2 separate regions of the Homo sapiens genome follow, and region 2 is linked to region 1. Evidence: chromatin loops called from intact Hi-C (ENCODE). Cell type or tissue: K562. All regions are shown on one strand.

Evidence for each region. Hi-C counts contacts between places; a loop is a spot of excess contacts. Peaks named below come from ENCODE experiments on the same cell type or tissue, not always from the same donor. Only the 100,000 strongest peaks of a DNase experiment are listed, where the experiment ranks them.
Region 2: a loop joins it to region 1, with 2.7 times the contacts of the local background. A loop is called at or near these places in 2 of 110 quality-filtered maps.

Annotation. Positions count from the first base shown.
Region 1 is chr4:48,482,279-48,484,778 of GRCh38, reverse strand. SLC10A4 (solute carrier family 10 member 4) reads right to left here and starts at 1,436. Exons shown (of 3, transcript NM_152679.4): 1 at 628-1,436. The coding sequence starts at 1,217. RefSeq lists silencers at 1,257-1,386, 1,467-1,516. In K562, no CTCF peak of the experiment used is centred here; DNase peaks (open chromatin) are centred at 648, 768, 868 and 1,518; H3K4me3 peaks cover 1,921 bases.
Region 2 is chr4:48,126,911-48,129,410 of GRCh38, reverse strand. The region is part of intron 1 of TXK (TXK tyrosine kinase); the gene reads left to right. Among named protein-coding and RNA genes, the nearest start is that of TXK, 6.1 kb to the left of the region's middle. RefSeq lists a silencer at 1,765-2,059 and an enhancer at 1,410-2,272. In K562, a CTCF peak has its summit at 1,466 (motif pointing left); a DNase peak (open chromatin) is centred at 1,440.

The DNA.
Region 1 (2,500 bases):
AGAGCAGCACGTCTAACACCGATGGAATTATGAACCCAAGGCAGGGAGGAAAAACAAGCCCCCTGTCTCGGTACTGCTGCCCTCGACATTATAAAGTCTATTGAGCCTGGATGATTCTGAGGGGAAGGAACGTTCTTCCTTGCAAGCCCCCTGCAAGGTAAGCCATGGTAAAGCTGCTGACTGCTACTTGTTGGTCGGACTCAACAATCCTGCACTCTATGTGAGATTACTTTCTCTGACGGGCCAGTAGCCCTATTTTACTTTTACGTTGCCGGCGAGTTCTAGTTCAGACTCCCCCTTCTCTTTGTCTTCCACTGGACAACGACCTGCGCTGCCACCCCGACGCTCGGGGAGGACGGCGAGGGACCCTGCTGAAGGGCCGCGCTGCGCATGGAATCCCAGCCTTGGAGCAGCTCCCTCGCCGTCTAGCTTGCTCCCCTAGCAGCACAACCTGCAGGTCGGCCTTGACTTCTAAAGCCGGGGCGTCATCAACTTCCTCTCCTTTTCTCCTCCTTCCTCCACGCCTAATTCCAACCCCTCCACTGCCTCTGTCCTTCGTCGTGAGCCCACGGCCGTAAACGCGCGTCTGGGATGAGACAGATGCCCAAGGAATAGACAGATCCGTACCTGAGGTTCATGTCGCCGTCAACCAGCAGGGACATAAGATTGGAGAGATTGCCGCCGGGACAGCAGCCACACAGGAGCACCGCCACGGCGGCCACCTCGTCCAGCTTGAAGGCGAGGGCCAGCAGGAAGGCCAGCAGCGGCAGGAGGCCGAACTGGCAGAGCGCTGCCAGCAGCGCGCCCACGGGCCGACGGACGTGCGCCCCGAAGTGGTTCACGTCCACCGTGCAGCCCAGGCCCAGCATGGTGATGCACAGGGCGGCGCCCACGAACACGTTCAGCCCGTGGTTCAGCGGCGTGTCCCAGAACGGGAGCGCGTGGGGCGCCCAGGGCCGAGGGAACGGGGAAGGGCCGTGGCTCGCCGCGCCGCCCGCGAGGCCGCTGGTCGTGGGCTCCGGGGTCGGAGTGGGGCCGGGGCTGAAGCCGAAGCTCGGACCCGGCCCGAGGCTGAGCCCAGGGCCGGGGCCGGCGCTGGAGGCAGGGGCGAGGGCGAGGTCCGTGCCGGGGCCCAGGCTGCTGGCATTGGGCGCCAGGGTGTAGTTGTCCCGCAGCAGAGGGGCGAAGAGCAGGGTCACGTTGTCGTTGCCGTCCATGGCGCGGCCGGAGCTGCGGATTCCGGTCCCCTCCCGCCGCGTGCCTCTCGCCGTCCCGCGGTCGCCGCAGTCGCCGCCCGTCGTTCTGCCCGTCGGTCTCCGAGCCCCGGCTGCGCGCCGCTGACGTGCTCGGCGGCGTCGGGGGCGGCGGGCCGGTCTCCGCTCCCAGGTCTGCAGCCGCCCGCAGCCTGGCACTCCGCGCAGCGCGGCCCCCCGGGTGAACCCAATCGCTGCGCCGGCTCCGCGCCGCGGCCCCGCGCCCCGCAGGCCCCGCCCCGCCCTGCCGCCCGGTCCCCTCCTGTGAATCGCCAGTAAGTGGTTCTGTTATCGAGTGTAGCCAGGGGCGGAACAAAGACCTGACAAAGGACCAGAGCAGGAAAAAACCGTTCCTGGCTGCCGATCAAGTTCTCTGATGGGCTCTGCCTCTTTATAATGAAATCTGGAGACCCAGACACACAAAGTGGAGGGGGCGGGTGGATAACCTCATCGATGCACGCTCATGGCAGAAACTGTTCCTATAGCCTGCAGCCCTAAGAGGGGTGCTTGACTTAATATGAGCGATTCTCTAGTAAGCAGGACACGATATCTGGCTTGAATTTGCAAACAATTTTTTGCATGATTTTCAGTCTTAAAGTAGAATGTAATAATAATATAGCGGGTTTTGTGCAAGTGCGTGTGCATTATTTCATTCGATTCTTACAGCAAAGCCGTGAGATAGATACCATTTTTACAAGCTCGATTTTTACAAACGAGGAAACTGAGGAACGAGGAATTCTCAGTCTTATCAACCGAACCCACAAGTACCTGGCTGAATCTGCACGGCGATGTGTCCCTAAAGAGGGCAGAGAAGAGCTTGGCTAATAACAATTTCCATGAAAAATGTGTGTTTAAGAAGTTATTGGCAGGTGGAGAGAGGATATTTCAGTGGCCACAGATTTACGAAGCTTTATGAGTAAGGCCCTGGCATTAGGATTAAAGGACTGAAAAGAAATAAAGTGCTGAGATTCCCTGCTTGAGACAGGTTTATCCCAAAACAATTCAAAAGCAGAGCTCTTAGGAATGGAGATGCAACAACTTTTAAGTCAGTCACTAGATGGCATGTAGAAAGGAAAATAATTTCGCTGCTTACCAACCAGGTGGGGCCTGTTAAGGAGGCATCTAGCTCCCTGGGGGTGACCATAAAGTGATAGTCAGTTGAGTTGTAAAAACCAACAGGAATTTCTAGAATGAAATCAAGGCTCAGTCTTAGCCCAGGGTTGCTTTCACAAGGAGCCAAGATATAG
Region 2 (2,500 bases), 360 kb after region 1:
CCAGTGACTCCCCTAAAGTAGTTATCCTCCCTTCTTTAAGGTTTCACTGGCAGTATAATGTCAAAAAAACAGAACAGTCAAGGTCTAACACAAATTACTCACTTATTTTATCCATACATTTAGAAAAACTAACATCTCTGGAGACCATCACTTCTTAGAATAATGGACATTTTAGTATCAAAAGGAAAAGTGCACACACGTGCGAACACAGACACAGGATCACTTCAGACCCCAAATGTATAAAGGGCATAAACTCAGAATAAAGGATAACTTTCTAAATTGAATAAATATGTGAAAAACTCAATGTCCCAATTTTACTATTTTCCCCTCTCCTTGGTGTGGGGTCTTGGTTTGGTGTCTAACTCCAAACCAAGAAGTCTAACTCCAACTTGGAAGTCTTTTCTAACTCCTGTTCAGAGGTAGAAATCCATCCATGCTATAGCCAAGCTAGTTATGTGTCACTCTCCCCAGATAATATGGGTTAATGTGGCTAAAACGTGCCTATCTTCAAAAGGCCCTTAAGAAATGGGGCCTTTTGAAGATAGGCTGGGCGCGGTGGCTCACGCCTGTAATCCTAGCACTTTGGGAGGCCGAGGCAGGTGGATCACGAGGTCAGGAGATCGAGACCATCCTGACTAACACAGTGAAACCCCGTCTCTACTAAAAATACAAAAAGAAATTAGCCGGGCGTGGTGGCAGACACCTGTAGTCCCAGCTACTCGGGAGGCTGAGGCAGGAGAATGGCGTGAACCCGGGAGCAGAGGTTGCAGTGAGCTGAGATCGTGCCACCACACTCCAGCCTGGGAGACAGAGTGAGACTCCATCTCAAAAAAAAAAAAAAAAAAAAAAGGATGTAGTGGTGGGCATTTATGGCAGAGTAATGAGGAAGTTTGGCCTTTCTGTAAATTTCTGGAAAAAAAAACAAAAAGGATATGTTGCAGCAAACTTACAGAATCAGCTCTGGTCACCCAGAGCCATTTTTCCAAAGCCACAAGTTTTTAAGGCTTTCCCCACTCACCACAGCCCATCAACTGCAAAAGCAGCCGGTATCAGACATTCCTCATCTTAAAACCACAACCTGGAGCGCCTGGCTTGGGCAACAAGCCTGGTCTTTGGGTTAAGGCAGCTCTCAAAACTGAGCCAGTTTCAAGCCATGTTTTTAAATATAAATCACTAGCCATGTGCCAGTTATTATGATGACCAAATTCAGTAGGAATGCATTTCACTCAAGGCACTGATTCAAAACGAAACCCTGACATCGGAAATGCCAGGGGATGAACTGGAGGTGACGATGTAAACTTCAAAACATTAGACATGAGGAAGCGACAGCGGCTTTGCTTCCCGCGCAGCCCGGGCCCCACAGTTCTTCACATCTGTTCCTTTGTCCTCTTCAGAGATGACCTTAGGAGCTATTCTGAGAAGGGGTGCTTCTCACTTTTGCTTTCTTCCAGTGCCCCCTGGTGGAAACCTGTTCCCAATCAGCCCAGCTGTTGCCACCCAGGAACCTCTGGGGGTGGAAGGAATGTCAATAGGAGCCTCTCCTAGAGGACAGAGGGGCGCAAATCCTTCCAAGGAAAAAACACAAATACCAAAGATGGGAGGGCCAACTGCCTATCCCATGACAGATGTGCCGGTTTCTAAAGGTCACAGAGATTACATCTGATGCGATGCCCTTTTTCTGATTTGCTGGCCTGAGGCTCATCATTAGAGATATTTACTGAGGAATGAGAAGTAGATGAAAAGAACAGCGCAGATGTAAGCCTGGGAGAGGAAGCTCAGCTCCTTCAGTGATAATCTTCAAGCCCGAATATATTCTTTCCACATTTCCTTCCAGCAGGCAAATAGTCATTGCCTATCTCTGGGGCATTTTTGTCACTCTGGCAAAGGCCCTTGATATGCATGAGTTCCTGCCTAAGTTGGGAATTTGCTAAAAGCTCAAGAGCTTTCCCTCTGCAGGTTAATCGGCAAAACAATTCAAAGAATGGCTTCTGTAATCACAGAATGCCTGTGGAAGGGCGCTGTCTATTTACTTACTGGGAACACCTGTGCTGCTGTAAATTGAAAATGATCATGAAATGAATACTCCTTGATACCTGCATTGGAATGAATTTTGGCCCAACACTTCAACCTGTAAATAAAGATGCCTGCTGTCTTGGAAAGTCATGCCAAGCAAGGGAACACCAGGGAGCTGTTTGGCTTTCATAGTGTGATTTTTCTTCTCGCAATGATTATTTATTGGGCAGCAACTCTGCTGGGCAGAGGATGGAACCACAAACAAAGCAGTGGTTTGCCTTCCTGCTCACCACTGTTCTTGGACTTTGAGGGAAATTAAATAAAATTGGGTCATAATTAAAGCAGTGGTAGGGTAGGTCTGTATCTTTCTTTAAAGGCCATTGTCTTTGCTATTGAATCAGGAAACATAAGAATTTTTGAAAATATTTTCTCCTAAATTCCAGGCTGCAGAAGACAGTGAAGACAACTAAGGGGAATATTATCAGGT